Linked DNA regions of Homo sapiens: region 1 is linked to region 2. Evidence: read pairs that join two places in POLR2A ChIA-PET (ENCODE). Cell type or tissue: Panc1. All regions are shown on one strand. Each heading gives the region's core, and the rest is flanking DNA. Links, peaks and the distances in the headings are about the cores only.

What was found. Peaks named below come from ENCODE experiments on the same cell type or tissue, not always from the same donor. Only the 100,000 strongest peaks of a DNase experiment are listed, where the experiment ranks them.
Region 1: POLR2A ChIA-PET joins it to region 2 with 12 read pairs; 4 of 35 experiments call an interaction of 5 or more read pairs at or near these places.

The regions. Positions count from the first base shown.
Region 1 is chr3:49,382,989-49,391,317 of GRCh38, forward strand. The region is part of intron 1 of RHOA (ras homolog family member A); the gene reads right to left. Among named protein-coding and RNA genes, the nearest start is that of RHOA, 25 kb to the right of the region's middle. RefSeq lists enhancers at 3,425-3,979, 3,980-4,533, 5,744-6,513. In Panc1, for the core only: no CTCF peak of the experiment used is centred there; a DNase peak (open chromatin) is centred at 4,863.
Region 2 is chr3:49,025,421-49,033,702 of GRCh38, forward strand. IMPDH2 (inosine monophosphate dehydrogenase 2) reads right to left here and starts at 3,978. Exons shown (of 14, transcript NM_000884.3): 1 at 3,833-3,978; 2 at 3,338-3,386; 3 at 3,011-3,112; 4 at 2,828-2,902; 5 at 2,290-2,496; 6 at 1,540-1,627; 7 at 1,267-1,466; 8 at 1,099-1,189; 9 at 904-999. The coding sequence starts at 3,930. It overlaps QRICH1 (glutamine rich 1), which reads right to left. Exons shown (of 10, transcript NM_198880.3): 7 at 7,700-7,808; 8 at 7,202-7,353; 9 at 6,763-6,853; 10 at 4,287-5,224. The coding sequence ends at 5,032. RefSeq lists enhancers at 3,111-3,713, 3,714-4,315, 3,769-3,978. In Panc1, for the core only: no CTCF peak of the experiment used is centred there; a DNase peak (open chromatin) is centred at 4,079; H3K4me3 peaks cover 1,156 bases; H3K27ac peaks cover 1,710 bases.

The DNA of each region.
Region 1 (8,329 bases), core at 92-8,091, 360 kb after region 2:
GGTTGCAGTGAGCCGAGTTAGCGCCATTGCACTCCAGCCTGGGCGACAAGAGCAAAACTCCATCGTATCAGAAAAAAAAAAAGAAAAAGAAAAAGAAAAGGCTGCCACCTTTGCGTAGCACCCTACCTAGAAGACATTCAATTCTTGAGAAATAATCTCTTTCGGCCAGGTGTGGTGGCTCACGCCTGTAATTCCAGCACTTTGGGAGGCCGAGGCGGGCAGATCACGAGGTCAGGAGATCGAGACCATCCCGGCTAACATTTCTACTAAAAATACAAAAAATTAGCCGGGCATGGTGGCAGGCGCCTGTAGTCCCAGCTACTCGGGAGGCTGAGGCAGGAGAATGGCGTGAACCCGGAAGGTGGAGCTTGCAGTGAGCTGAGATCACACCACTGCACTCCAGCCTGGTCTATAGAGCGAGAATCCATCTCAAAAAAAAAAAAAAAGAGCTATCTTTGCTTTGTTTATAGTTCAACATGCCCACAATATTTGTTCCAGTATTGACTTAAATCTTCTGTTATGGTTTGAAAAGTTTCCTTATAGATGGGGAATAAATCATTGCCTGTCCTTGGGCCCTCTCCAGCCCCACCTTCCCCTCTGCACTTTCAGCCTGCACTCCATTCCTTCCGGGTGCTCTGGTGTGTCTGAGATTACTGCATGTGTCTTCTATTCTGTTTGTGCCTTCCCTTCCTAGAATGTCCAGACTCTGTCTCCACCTTTGCTTATAGGGAGGGAATTCACGTTTAAAGACCCTAGTCCAGCCAGGCACGGTGGCTCACGCCCATAATCCCAGCACTTTGGGAGGCTGAGGTAGGCGGATCACTTGAGGTCAGGAGTTCGAGACCAGCCTGGCAAACATGGCAAAACCCCGTCTCTACTGAAAATACAAAAATTAGCCGGGCATGGTGGCATCTGCCTGTAATCCCAGCTACTTGGAAGGCTGAGGCACGAGAATCACTTGAACCTGGGAGGTGGAGGTTGCAGTGAGCCGAGATTGCACTACTGCATTACAGCCTGGGCGGCAGAGTGAGACTGTGTCTCAGAAAAAAGAAAGAAAAGAAAAAGAAAAATATCTGATAAAGAACATTTGGCCCAGAAAAAGAATAAAATCATTTAGCCACTAATGGTGACAAAGACAAAAATTACAAGTGATTATCGGACAAAATGAAAGCCTAAGTGATTTCTGGGATACTGGGAGTGCGGCAATACACAGAAGTTGAGAAGTAAAAAGTACAAGCACAGAAAATCAAACTTGCTGTTTTCTCCTTGAAAAACGCAGGAGAAATTTTGCAGAATTATCTCTCCTTTCCACTTTGCTATAATGCAGCATTCTTTACAAGTACATGGTTTGTCAAGAAAGGAAATCACGCTTAGCTCTCCCAGACGTGTCATTTTCCAGGCTAGGTTTAGTCTCAGAAATAACTTATAAGTTTGGAGTAGAGGTTTATTTAACCAAAAGTCAGTTATATCTAATTAAGTCACCAGTAACAATACACAAATAACAGTATTTCTTTTACAACTTTTAATTTTTTTTTTTTGAGACAGGGTCTCACTGTCATCCAGGCTGGAGTGAGGTGGTGTTATCATGGCTTACCACAACCTTGACCTCCCAGGCTCAGGTAATCCTCCCACTTCAGTCTCCCAAGTAGCTAGGAGTACAGGCACACACACCACGCCCAGCTAATTTTTGTGTTTTTTTTGTAAAGATGGAGTTTCACCATGTTGCCCAGGATGGTCTTAAACTCCTGGGCTCAAGTGATGCCCCCACTTTCTAAAAATTTAATTATCTTGGCTGGGTGCAGTGGCTCACGCCTGTAATCCAAGTACTTTGGGAGGCTCAGATGGGCAGATCACTTGAGGTCAGGAGTTCGAAACCAGCAGCCTGGCCAACATGGTGAAACCATTCTCTACTATGAACACAAAAATTAGCCTAGCGTGGTGGCAGGCACCTGTAATCCCAGCTACTCGGGAGGCTGAGGCAGGAGAATTGTTTGAACCTGGGAGGCGGAGGTTGCAGTGAGCTGAGATGGCACCACTGCACTCCAGTCTGGGTGACAGCAAGACTGTCTCGGGGGAAAAACAAATTTAATTATCTTTTATGTAGAGACAGGGTCTTGCTGTGTTGCCCTGGCTAGTCTCAAACTCCTAGCCTCAAGTGATTCTCCCGTGTTGGCTCCCTAAGTGTTGGGACTACAGGGGTGAGCCACTGCGCCTGGTCCATTGCCCCCCTACCTTTTTTTTTTTTTTTCTGAGACAGAGTCTTACTCTGTCGCCCAGGCTGGAGTGCAGTGGCGCGATCTTGGCTCACTGCAACCTCCGCCTCCCAGGTTCAAGCAATTCTCCTGCCTCAGCCTCCCAAATAGCTGGGAGGCGTCTGCCACCACGCCTGGCTAATTTTTTTATTTTTAGTAGAGACGGGGTTTTACCATGTTGACCAGGCTGGTCTCAAACTCCTGACCTCAGGTGATCCACTTGCCTCGGCCTCCCAAAGTGCTAGGATTACAGCAATGAGCCACCGCACCCAGCCCCCATTGCCCATTTTTAAACTCAGTTGTTTTTTTTATTTTTTTGATGATGCCCTTTGGGGCACAACGTTTTTTATTTTGTTGAAGTCAAATTTATCTATTTTTCCCTTTGGTTACTGATGGTTTGGTGGCATATCTAAAATACCACAGCCAAATTCAAGGTCGTAAAAAAAATATATATGCTTCTTTCTATAGTTTTAAGTCTTACACTTTAGGCCTTTGATTCATTTTGAGTTAATTTTCATACATGATATGAGGTAAGGGGTCCAACTTCATTCTTTTTCATTTGGAAATCTAGTCACCTCAGCATTATTTACTGAAAAGACTATTTTCCCCCCAACTGGATGGTCCTGGCACACTTGAGAAATCAACTAATTAGCAACTGAGGGTTTACTTTGGATTAATCCTATTCCATTGGTCTATATTGTCCACCTTTATACTAGTACCACAGTCTTGATTACTGTTGCTTTGCAGTAAGTTTTAAAATCTGGAGGTGTGAGTCCTCCAGCTTTGTTTTTTTCCAAGATTATTTTGGTTATTCTGGGTCCCCTGAATTTTGGTATGTATTTTAGTAACAGTTTGTCAATTTCTGCAAAAAAGCCAGCTGGAATTTTGATAGGAATTACACTGAATCTACAGATCGATTTGGGGAGTACTGTCATCTTTACAATGTTAAGTCTTCTGACATATGAACATGGACGCCTTTCCATTTATTTAGGTCATCTTTCATTTTTTTACTTCCTCTTTCCTCCCTTCCGTTTTCTCCTTATACTTAGAACCACAGGCATCAAACTAAATGTAGGGAAGCCTTGTCTCCCACCACTACTTTGTAGAAGAGGAAAAATATAAGAAACAGCTAACAAATAATGCAGTTATAAACTTTAAACAAACAATCCTCGCAACAGTCCTCCTGTAAGTTCTAATACTCTCATTTACAAATGAAGAAACTGAGTATGGAAAGGCTAATTTGTTCAACGTCAGTCGCACTGCTAGCCAGTAAGAGGCAGAATTGGACACTGAAGTAAATTAAGCAATCCGTTTCAGAGTACACATTTCTAAACATTCCACTGTCTTACCCTCCTTCCTTCCCCGTGTCAAGAGAAGTGATTCTACAGCTTTAGCGTATTATTCTCCTTTGCCTACTCAGGCAAACCTTGGTGACACTGAAAGACTCGATTAATTAATATGCAACTTAGGGCGATTAACTAGTTTGAATATTTTTCCTTAACTTCACAAACTCAGTCTCTGATGTATTTGATTAACTCTGTCTATGTCTATATTCAGTATGACCGTATGGGCTTTTTAAAACTGTTACATGACCGGGCGTGGCAGCTCACGCCTGTAATCCCAGCACTTTGGGAGGCCGAGGCAAATGGATCACCTGACGTCAGGAAATCGAGACCAGTCTGGCCAACATGGCAAAATCCCGTCTCTACTAAAAATACAAAAAAAAATTAGCCAGGCATGGTGGCGGGTGCCTGTAATCCCAGCTACTCAGGAGGCTGAGGCAGGAGAACCGCTTGAACCTGGGAGGCGGAGGTTGCAGTGAGCCGAGATCACGCCATTCCACTCCAGCCTGGGCAACAAGAGAGAAACTCCGTCTCAAAAAAAAAAAAAAAAAAAAAAAAAAAAAAAAAAAAAAAAAAACAGGCCGGGCGTGGTGGCTCACACCTGTAATCCCAGCACTTTGGGAGGCCGAGGCGGGCGGATCATGAGGTCAGGAAATTGAGACCATCCTGGCTAATATGGTGAAACCCCATCTCTACTAAAAATACAAAAAATTAGCCAGGCATGGTGGCACGCACCTGTAGTCCCAGCTACTTGGGAGGCTGAGGCAGGAAAATTGCTTGAACCTGAGAAGCAGAGGTTGCAATGAGCCGAGATCGTGCCATTGCACTCCAGCCTAGGTGACAGAGCGAGACTCCATCTCGGGGGAAAAAAAAAAAAAGGGTCGGGCGCGGTGGCTCATGCCTGTAATCCCAGCACTTTGGGAGGCCCAAGGTGGGCAGATCACGAGGTCAGCATAGAGACCATCCTGGCTAACACGGTGAAACCCCGTCTCTACTAAAAATACAAAAAAAATTAGCCAGGCGTGGTGGCGGGCACCTGTAGTTCCAGCTACTCAGGAGGCTGAGGTAGGAGAATGGTGTGAACCCGGGAGCAGAGGTTGCAGTGAGATCACACCACTGCACCCCAGCCCGGGGGACAGAGCGAGACTCCAGGTCTCAAAAAAAAAAAACAAAAAAAAAAACCCTATTATGTTTGTTTTCTATGCTTTTATGATGTTTTTGCATACATTTCTTTTAGATGTGTGTATCTTTTTTCTGTACACACCAGAGGAAGAAATAATAACAATGTCACATATGTTTGAGTCACTCTGAAATCATCAACTCTTGGTTCTTTGGTTCTAGCATGTCTTACACCTGTTTACTCTTACTGTTTTAATGTCTGTTTACTCATTACAGATGATGTCAAGGAAGGGGATGGCTTTCTCTTTTTTTTTTTTTCCTGGAGACAAGGTCTCACTCTGTTGCCCAGGCTGGAGTGCAGTGCTGTCATCAAGGCTCACTGCAGCGTCAAACTCCTGGGCTCAGGTGACCCTCCCACCTCAGCTTCCCGAGTAGCTGGGACTATAGGTGTGTGCCACCATTCCCGACTAAATTTTTTTCTATTTGTGTGGGTGTGTGTGTGGAGACGGGGTTTTGCCATGTTGCCCAGGCTGGTCTCAAACTCCTGGGCTCAGTGATGAACTCCTGGGCTTAAGTGACCCACCCGCCTCTGTCTTCCAAAGTGGTGGGATTATAATAGGTGGAGCCATGACATCCAGCCAGCTGTGGCTTTCTGAGCTTTAGGGAGCTCTGCTATAGAAAGAATGATAGGTGAAGGCCAGTCCTTTTCACACTTTACAAGTCAAAGTGATTTCCTGGGATAACTATAGCTCATCTGCATTGCTGCCTGCCTTGCTTATCTGGGTGCTGAGTGTGGGAGTGGTGTGTCCATCATATGTTCTTCAGATGCTACAGTGGCTACTGACTATGCTTCAGTAGGTAAATTAAAACCATGCATTAATGAGCAACTCTCCGCATTTCACATAGCAGTCTTTGGTAATTTTCTCACATTTGTGTGACCATGATGCTTACTCACATTTGTCTGGACAACTTCCTGAAGGCCTTCTGGAGCTGTTCAATGGGCCAGCCCACTAATAACTAATTTAGTATCTCACATTTTGAAATGTGGAGCTGTTCAATGGCCAGCCTACTAATGACTAATATCTCACACTTTGAAATCTTTGTTCATTAGCTTTTAATTAACAAAACAATCCTATCTAAGCTACATATCTAACCATGTGTTATAGCCATACAGTGGAGTACTACTCAGCAACAATAAGGAACGAAGTACAGTACTGTACTGAAACATGCTACAACATGGATGAATCTTGAAAATACTATGCTCAGTAAAAGAAACCAGTCACAAAGAACCACATGTTTCATACCATATTTGTATGAAATATCCAGAATAGGTAAATCTACAGAGACAGAAAGCAGCTGCTGGGCGTGGTAGCTCACGCCTGTAATCCCAGCACTTTGGGAGGCCGAGGCGGGTGGAACACCTGAAGTCAGGAGTTCAAGACCAACCTGGCCAACCTGGTGAAACCCCATCTCTACAAAAATACAAAAAAAAAAATCAGCCAGGCCTGGTGGCGTCCACCTGTAATCCCAGCTACTCGGGGGGCTGAGCTTGCAGTGAGTGAAGATTGTGACATTGCGCTCCAGCCTGGGCGACAAAGCGAGACTCCATCTCCAAAAAAAAAAAGGAGCATAGTGGTTGCTTAGGGATGAGGCTAATAGGGACTCTCCAGGCAGAACCCAAGAAGAATGTGTGAGCTTAGTTTGGGGTTCAGCAGCACTTGCTGAGAGGAACCTGCTGTGCTTCTCAGATTCCCTAGGCCCATCTTGGAAGGACTTAACTCCAGAACAGGTTCTGAGCGGCAGGTCTATTTCCAGCCACATGTCATTAATAGACTAATTCCTCTGCTGAAAAAGAGTCATGACACTTCTTACTTCTTACAGCAGTGAACAGACTCAGGAGCTCTGTTCTGTCCAGAATTCCAATAGCTAACAACTTACAATAAATAAAAGTTACAGAAGCCGGGCGCGGTGGCTTACGCCTGTAATCCCAGCACTTTGGGAGGCCGAGGCAGGCGGATCACGAGGTCAGGATATTGACACCATCCTAACACAGTGAATCCCAGTCTCTACCACACACACAAAAAATTAGCCGGGCGTGGTGGCAGGTGCCTGTAGTCCCAGCTACTTGGGAGGCTGAGGCAGAAAAATGGCATGAACCCAGGAGGTGGAGCTTGCAGTGAGCCGAGATGGTGCCACTGCACTCCAGCCTGGGCAACAGAGTGAGACTCCACCTCAAAAAAAAAAAAAAAAAAAAAGTTACAGACAAAACAGTAAGACTTGATTAGTAGGCCCAAGTACACATACTGATTTAGAAGACAGAAGCAAATCAGTTTCACAAAAGGAGCCTTCCCCTCCTTTATTGGCGGGTCCCCGTCCATCTATAATACCCACAGACTGTGAGAAGCAAATAGCTTTGACAGTCCGTTGTCAGGAATTTTTTTTTTTTCTTTAAGATGGAGTCTCACTCTGTCACCCAGGCTGGAATGCAGTGGCACAATCTCAGCTCACTGCAGCCTCCACCTCCCGGGTTCAAGCGATTCTTGTGTCCCAGCCTTCTGAGTAGCTGGGACTACAGGCACCCGCCACCACGCCCAGCTAATTTTTGTAGTTTTAGTAGAGACGGGGAACATCTTGGCCAGGCTGGTCTTGAACTCCTGACCTTGTGATCCACCTGCCTCGGCCTCCCAAAATGCTGGGATTACAGGCGTGAGCCACTGCACCCAGCCTTAATTTTTGTATTTTTTGTAGAGACGGGTTCACCATGTTGGCCAGACTAGTCTTGAACTCCTGACCACAGGTAATTCGCCTGCCTTGGCCTCTCAAAGTGCTGGTATTACAGGTATGAGCCACCACGCCCAGCCCCATGTCAGGATTTAATTCACACCTTACTTGGGATGCTAGCCAGTTTGAACCAGTCAACATGTAAAAGGAAAATACAGATGTAACAAAAGTTGGACTGGAAAAACACGTGGCTTAATCCTCTGTCTAATATTCCAAGGAAAATTTACAAATTTTGATAGAGTGACAGTAGAGAAACTGAAAAAATCTATTTCAGAAAAGGTAAAAGGCGTCATGGATATTAATATAAAAGAGTACGGGGCCAGGTGTGGTGGCTCTCCCCTATAATCTCAGCATTCTGGGAAGCTGAGGCGGGCAGATTACTTGAGGTCAGGAGTTCGAGACCAGCCTGGCCAACGTGGTGAAACCCCGTCTCTACTAAAAATACAAAAATTAGGCTGGATGCAGTGGCTCATGCCTGTAATCCCAGCACTTTGGGAGGCTGAGGCAGGAGGATCACGAGGTCAGGAGATCGAGACCACCCTGGCTAACACGGTGAAACCCCGTCTCTACTAAAAATACAAAAAACTAGCCAGGCGTGGTGGCATGCACCTGTAGTCCCAGCTACTTGGGAGGATGAGGCAGGAGAACCGCTTGTACCCGGGAGGCAGAGGTTGCAGTGAGCCGAGATCGCACCACTGCACTCCAGTCTGGGTGACAGAGCAACGCCGTCTCAAAAAAAAAAAAAAAGAAATACAAAAATTAGCCAGGTGTGGTAGTACACACGTGTAGTTCCAGCTACTAGGGAGGCTGAGGCAGGAAGATCAGTTGAACCCA
Region 2 (8,282 bases), core at 1-8,000:
CACATCTGCCTTAAATAGTACAAACAGCTGTGCTGACCTCTACTCACCCCCACATGTGCACGTGCATGTGTGCAGTGCCCAGGGCAGCCTCAGGCACATGCAGTCTTAGCAGCCGGGAAAGCCCCCGTCCAGCTGGTATCAGATGGGGCAGGAGTCACCGTGCAGTTAGTCCCCAGAGGCACTGAGGTCAGGCCCAGCCCTTCCTCCCTGAATGGTGGGCAGCTCAGGCAAGATAAGGGCAGTGGTTGTGTAGGAGAGCAGGCTGTGGTTGTGTGGAGCAGGCAGTGGTTGTGTGGGAGAGCAAGGACCACACAAAGGAGTTGGTCCCTGAACTATGCCTACTGCAGAAGATGTGGGCAGAAAAGGTCCTGCCTAGGGAAGAAGGTCCTGCCCTATCAGCACCCCAGAAGGAAGAGGGAGCTATGTTCTTGAGCACCACCCCCAAACCATGGTCTGTGTATCAGTTGGCCTTGCCCACCCATCAGCACCACAAACCCCGGGAGCTACAGCTACGTCAACCAAGCAGCCGGGCAGTGGGCAGCTGGGCCGGGCCAGTGGGCCGGGCTGGACTTACTATAGCAACCCGTGACAGTAGAAGGGCATTTGGGGCTGTGGGACTTTATGTCTGGAGGGATCTTGGGAGCCACTAAATAAAACAAACAGACCAGAGTTTAGAGAAGGTGCAGAGCAGGAGCAAGAAGGCCAGGCTAGGCAAGGGAGTGGCAGGTGATGGATGACAAGACCTTGTCTTGCTTCCAGCCATGTCACCCATCCAAGAGGCCAATTTGGCCCCAGGGTTGCCCCTATTGGAGGGCTCTATTGTCCCCATAAGAGTGCTTGGTTCCAAGGTATGTGGGGCCTGAAACTGGGGTCTCTGTGGGCCCTATCAAAGTATATTCTTACCTTCCTGCGTAATGCAGATGGAGCCACTTCCCATGCCCACCCGCAGGGCATCCACACCTGCATCAATGAGGTTCTTGGCCTGGGCAGCAGTGACCACTATGGTGAAGGAAAGGAAAATGCTCATGTGAAGGTTAAGGTGGGAGCCCAGCTTACCCACTCCCACCACACATCCTTCAGGGCACAATCTTGCCTTACCATTGCCTCCAATGACTTGGAGATTAGGGTATTTGTCTTTGATGTACTTGATCATATTGATCTGGAAGATGGAATTTCCCTGGGAAGAGTCCTAGGACAAGAAGTAAGTCTCAGACTGTGATGTGGCAGCTGCCCCTATTGCCCCAACCCACCTGTGTAGCAGCTCACCAAAACCACTACATCCACACCAGCCTGGGCGAGCAAGTCCAGCCTATACTTGTCATCCTCATGAGTGCCAATGGCTGCCCCACACAGCAGCTGTTTCTTGGCATCTTTGGAGGCTAGTGGGTAGTCCCGATTCTTCTTCAGGTCTGTCCGGGCAATGATGGCCACAAGCTCATCATCTTCATTTACAATGGGCAACTTTCCTGTGGTCAGGGCAGGACATGAATCAGGACCCTAGGCATTAGTTCCAGGCCCTTTCCCAGCTCTAGGACTTACCCTTCTTGCTGCGCTGCAGAATTTCATTTGCCTCCTTCAGTGTGATGCCTGCAGGGGCTACCACCAAGTCTTCCCTCTTTGTCATTATCTACGTGGGAGGTGAGATGTGAAGAAGGGCCAGTCATCGACTATGACCAGTTAACTCTTTTCTTTCCTTCCCAAGTAGCTGAGCTCAGAGGCACGCGCCACCACACCCAACTAATTTTTTGTATTTTTAGTAGAGACGGGGTTTCACCATGTTGGCCAGGCTGGTCTCAAACTCCTAACCTCATGATTTGCCTGCCTCAGTCTCCCAAAGTACTGAGATTACAGGGGTGAAGTTCTATGGACCACCACGTTCATACATTCACACCCAAAACACCCTTCCTCAAGGGATCCCAATAATTCTTAGCAGTATGGTATTGAGTGAGGGATGAGTAGAAAGGACAACATGGCACAGGGAGCACCCTCTTACACTATGGAATAAGGAGGACAACACAGGAACAATGGCAAGAAAATCAGGGCAGACCTCAAGCACTGCCCCTACCTTAGGGGTTTAAAAGAACAAAGCATGAATACTAGCAAGCATTTGGGCAGTTTGAAAGCCTCTGGTGGGGAAAGGATGCAGGAACCCAATAAAGGAGTCAGAAACTTGGTTTGACACTCCTTTCCCAGAGAGAAGAGGCTATCAGAGATGTCTTAGACAACAGAAGCCCCTTGTCTTCAACCTGGGCTGCTAGAGCTTGGATCTACTCTGCCAGTGGCACCCACCTCTTCCAAGAAACAGTCATGTTCCTCCTCTTTGAGAAAATCAATGTCCCTGGAGGAGATGATGCCCACCAAGCGGCTCCCCATCCGGCCTGTGTCTGTGATTGGGATACCGCAGAAACCATGCCGGGCCTTGGCCTCAAAAACATCCCGCACGCGATCCTTGGGGCTGAGGACCACAGGGTCTGTGATGAATCCCTGTTCATATTTCTGGAAAGGGATGGTGAGAAAGGGCATCGCATCTTTGAACTACTTTCATCAGGCTCTTGATCTGAAGCATGGGGTCTCTGCTTATCGATCCCTTTGGCAGTGCCACAAGACCAAATCACACCAACACATCTTAGAGACATGGGTAGGCTGGAGGCACTGTACACCTGGTCTATTGCTGCTGCTTTAAGAAACAGAATCTCAGGGTCTTCTCAGTAACTGAACCCCATGGTGGGAAGAAAGAATACTAAATTAGAATAAACCCCTACTCCCACCCCACCCCACCTCAGTGCAATTCCCAGGAGCGCTTGCTAATGATCGTTGCCCTTCTGACCTTCACTTTCCGAACTTCATTGGCCTGGAATTCAGGTGTACAGTTGTGGTGGATGAAGCCAATACCGCCTGTAAGCTACAGGATAAAAAGAGACTACTACTAAGTGACAAGAAGCAGGACTGAATGCCTTTGGGGAAAGGCGATGGAGTCCTTGCTCCTTCCCCCACACCCCATGGGGCTCACCGCCATTGCTATGGCCATCCCAGCCTCTGTGACTGTGTCCATGGGAGAGGAAACCAGTGGGGTCTTAAGAGTGATTTTCTTGGTCAGAGCAGAAGTCAGGTCCTGAGGAGACAAACGTCAACCAGTGTGGGAAAGCATCCCTTACACCTCAAGGTGTTACTGAGTCCCCCACAAAAAGGCACTTTTGTATGACCTGCATGCTAACAAGCAACATGATCCTATAAAATCCACCCCCAAGCCCAATCTGGTGAGTTAGCCCAGAGACCAGGTGATAGTAGCACCTTAGCTCACCTTGATGTTCAGGACCCAATTCCTGATCATACTCACCACCTGGTCTGCAGTGAAGTCGATGTACCCAGGGAGAATGAGAAAGTCACTGCGAGGGAAGGGAGTGAATTGGGAGTAAAGCTCTCAGCTTAGGGCAGCATGAGACTCCATCCCCATGTACCAATCAACCCGTAACGCATGTGAGCAGAGAGTGGCACTGACAGAGTCTGTGTGTCACAGGCACAGCACAAGGTGGAAATGGGTACAGGGGACCTTTTCTGCCACCGAGCTGTCATCAGTGCTCCTGGCACCCTGACAATTCCATGTGTCTGGAGCATGGAATCTCCGGCCTGAGATTCCAAGCACTACTGAGATGCTTCTCCGTACCCCAAGCACCGCTCCAGATGTCTCAAAGTGAGCCCCGGAGGTGGGTGGCCAATTCCCGAAACCTGTCCCCCACGCCCACGCCCAAGGCGGCTCTCGGAAGCCCCCATCTGGCCTTTTCCCCAGGGTGCCGCCCCTCTCTTCGCCCAGGTGAGCCCCATAGGCCCGCACTTGTAGGTGAGGCCGTCTCCGCAGTTGAAGAGCTGCTGTGCTGTGAGTCCGTCGTCTGGCACGTAGGACGTGCCCCCACTAATCAGGTAGTCGGCCATGGCCAACACAGGACACCGCCGCGTGTCTCCGAGGACCGCGCCGCAGAGACCTCTGCCGTCTGGGCCGCGCCAATATAAACCAGCCGATTTCGTCACTGCGCTGCGCGCGACGCTGACGTCAGGGCGTAGTGCGCGCGGGCGGAACCTACCCGCCTCGCTGCGGCGGGGGCGGAGCTGGCGCTGAAGAAACAGCGCATGCGTATAGCACATAGTGGCCTTGTCACTGAGGAGCTGCCACTTCACGTCCCACCCCACACTCCCCGCAGGACCTCGGCCAGTTCAATTAACAGGCAAGGGTTTACTTCTACTGTCCCGCCGGGCTCCTCCCCAAAATAAAGAGACGTTGTTCACTAACATGTTGAAAAGACGTGCTTGTCATTCTTAATAAACAACTAGAGTAAGAATACATAAGAGAAACAGAGTGGTATCTTTATATGATACACAAGTGTATGTTACAAGAATTCCATCAGGCACAGGAGCCTCAGGTTTTAAGGCCTCAATGTTAGGCCAACAAAAAAAAAAAAGGCATGGTAAAGTTTTTACTTTTACATCTAAAATGTCACTTGTCATAAAGGAGGGTGTAATAGAAATTGTCTTTAATAAATCATAATTGAAGTTCCCCTCATTTTTCTTCCATTAAGATGCTAAGTTTATGTCTGATCATGAAGAAAGAAAAGAACATCGTTCCCCTGTGGTCAGCAAAGTCTGTCAGCCCAGTGGAAGTCGGCTGGGGAGATTCCCTCCAGGGTCCATCCATCATTAATTCCATCTCTCTTGAAGATGGAAAGGGGCCACATTTCTTTTCACAGTCCAAGCCCTTTCCCCAGGCCCCAGACAAAAAAGAGTCAGCCAGCAACTTTCTAGGACATATGACACTCAAGGAAACCCAGAGCCACCATCGGCTGAGGAGTCTGCCGCAGCAGGTTTATGAAGATGCAAAGGGGGCAAAGTTTTCTTTTATATTTTAAACAGAAGCAGCCTGAAAGGCTTCGTAACTACACCAATAAAAAAAAGAAAAAAAAAAATGGAGGCCTCTTCTTTAGTGTGAAAGTCTGTCTGGTTTTTCCTGGCTGGTTTCTCTTGTGCCATGGCCAAGGCATCTCAGTGCATAGTGCTTGCATTGGCCACTGCGATGGCCTCCTGAATTTCTCTTATCACCAGGATCCGCGTCAGCATTTGTCCCATCTGCTCTCTGCTGATAGGCTGGACTGAGTACCAGATTGGGCTGTTGGGGGCCACCACTGGCTCAGGTGTCAGGTAAAAGGTGTCATTCCGGCCTTTCACACTCTGGGGGCTGAAGAATATGCGGATAAAAGTTGGGTACCACCAATATAACTTCAACCCTCCCACCCTGAACTTCCCAGACAGATGCTGTCTGCAAACAGTAAGGCCCCAAGTTATTGTGGCACAGCTACTGAATTCCATGCAGCCACCACACACTACATCCTGGTCCTCCTTTGGGACTACTGCAAATCCCCCAAATGTTGGGTTACTTCCCCTCTGCCCCTCCTTCCCACAAACCAGCTGTGATCCATCACTGACTGCACCAGCCTAGGGCTCTCATGGACTCATGTGAGTCTATCCTTATCCTACTTGAAGCCAGCTTCACTGCTCAAAGCGTCTATCTCCAAGTCTTTGCGCTTTTTTTTTTTTTTTTTTTGAGATGGCGTCTTGTCTCCAGGCTGGAGTGCAGTGAGGTGATCTCAGCTCACTGCAACCTCCGCCCCCTTGGTTGAAGCGATTCTCCTGCCTCAGCCTCTGGAGTAGCTGGAACCATAGGCACGAGCCACCAAGCCCAGCTAATTTTTGTATTTTTTAGTAGAGATGGGGTTTTTCCATGTTGGCCAGGCTGGTCTCGAACTCCTGACCTCAGGTGATCCACCCACCTTGGCCTCCCAAAGTGCTTGGATTACAGGCGTGAGCCACGGTGCCCAGCCTCATGTTGTGTTTTCTACCCAATAATGATGGCCATTACAGTGGGGCCCTAAACTTGGGTTCACCCCCCTCCCCCGAACTGTGCTGTACCTCTATTAAGTACTTGGCATGCTGTATCCTCTAACAGTTATTCATCCATCCATTCAAGATTTATTCAAGGGTTACTAGTGCCAGGTCAGCACTAGGTGCTGATATTTAAAAAAATGGGCAGGAAAAGTATTTCCTACCCATGGAGCTTACAGATAGGAGGGGACACAGGTAGCAATTAAAGTTAAACAAATACAAAATAAAAAACAGTGATAAGTGCTACCGAGGAAACAGTCACAGGGAAGAGGTGGGGAATCTGGAAATGCTTCCCTGATAAGCTGTGTTTAAGTTGAGAAGAGGCATAATATGATGTCCTTGAGTGGAGAGGAGCTAGTGTGGCTAGGGAACTAAGAGCTCCACAGACATGAGGTTAGCAAGGGGGAGTGCATCAAAGGAGTTGTCTGCCATAAAAGAATTACTATGTAATGAGAAACCATTGAAGGGGCAAAAGGGAGAAAAAGCTGAGAGGAGTCTCACCTAGATTAATGATGGCAGTGACAAAAGGTCAAGGTCAGGAAGCAGGGCCATGCTCAATATGTGATGAAGGTAGATTCTCTGTACCTTCATACCCTTTTCATGAAAGGTGACTGTAGGGACCCGGGACCCCTTTTTCTATCAGTGCTAGGCACATCACACACCTTTGGAAAGCCAGAGCAAGGCTGCTTCTAAATTTAGCTTTCTGGAAGTGTTTTTACTTGGTTTGGGACTAGAGAATGCCTCTCCCCTATGATAAGTGATCACACAAGTGAGCATGCACACGCATACACACACATGCGCACACATGGACAGCAAGTCACAATAAAGCCTCACCATTTGAAGAGGTAGAAATCATAGAGCTTGATGGGACATCTCAATGGATTCTCTGGATTTTCCGTCTGTTCTGCATACATGTCATCTGTAACTATAAAACACACATCCCCACCACCACAGACCTGGCATCAGACTGCCTTACCTCAGGCCCAGATCAGGAAACTTAGGCTTTCAGCCAGCCCAACTAGGAAATACAGGGTCGGGGGAGGGAAGGTATGAGGCATGGGCAGTGACTACTAAGGGAAGAGGCAGCTATTCTGTCTGGGGCTTCTCTGCTTCTAGGAGGAAAGTTTGGAATTTTTGGCTGGGGAGAAGGGAGTGGAGAATTTTATCCAGCAAATCCCAACCTTTACACTTATCACTAGCCTCACAGGCACAAGGGCAGGACAGGGCAGGACAAGTAGCACCTGTTTTTGCCATCCCTGCCTCCTTTCCCTACCTTTCTGGCCAGTCTGGTGTATTCCAAGGGCCTTCAAGTACCGGATACTCGTGCTTTTATCCTTGGGATTAGAGGGGTTCTTCTTTGTCTGTCGCAAGACCTTGGAGAAGGCCAGCTTCATGTGCTGGTCCACTGTCTTCAATAGGAAGTACCTGGATCACAAGTAAAATGCAAGGCAGAGGGAGGGGTGCCGGGAGGATACCATGACTCATCCTCTGCCCACTGGTGCTTCAGAGGAGCCACTGCCCACATTCCCAAGATCTGGGCAGGCCCGTACCCAAGCAGTGTCCAGTGCAGGAACCACATCAAGATGGATGGTAGGGGTCTGGCAAGGGTGTTTGCCTCACTGGTTACCAAATAAAATGCAGCCAAGTGGGGTTAGGGCTTTCAGTAGCCCAGTTTCTCAAATATATGTCAGAGGAATTCAGAAGGCCTCTTGGATAGCTTCCACACTCTTCACTGGACAGATGCCAGCAGTGGAGCCTCTAGAACACTTACTTGGTATTAAAGAACATGAGGGTGGTCAGCAAGGTGGAGGGGGAGTGAGCCCCAAGCTGCTTGCACTCCCATAGCATCTCCTCAGTCACGTGGCTGGGCAAGACATAGCCTAGGAGGAATAGAGTACTGTCACAACAAGAGGATGGCAGGTGGTCTCTCAAAGGTACAATATGGGATGTGTGAAGCATAAGGACCACACAGGAGTATAAATTTCATCAGGGGACTCTCCCTAAAGTGTGGCAAAAATCATCTGGAAAGCTTCTTAAAACACAGATAGCTGGGTCCCAATCTGTTTCTGAGGTGGAACCTGATGATGAGCACTTCTAACACCACACTTGAGAACCACAGCCTTACATGATTGTTGTTACCCTCTAATCCAAGGCTAACACAGGGCAAAAAGACTGCCCTCAGAGACAGTGAAGTACAGAAAACTATAAACCAAACTCTGCATATATGCATAATTCTCTGAGAGTGTACAGAGCTTTGCATATTTTCAAAGGTGGTCCAGGACCCAAAGAACTGGCATGCACGCCCGTTTGCCCTTACCAAGTCTTCTCTCATCTCAACTGTCTCTAAAAAGCAA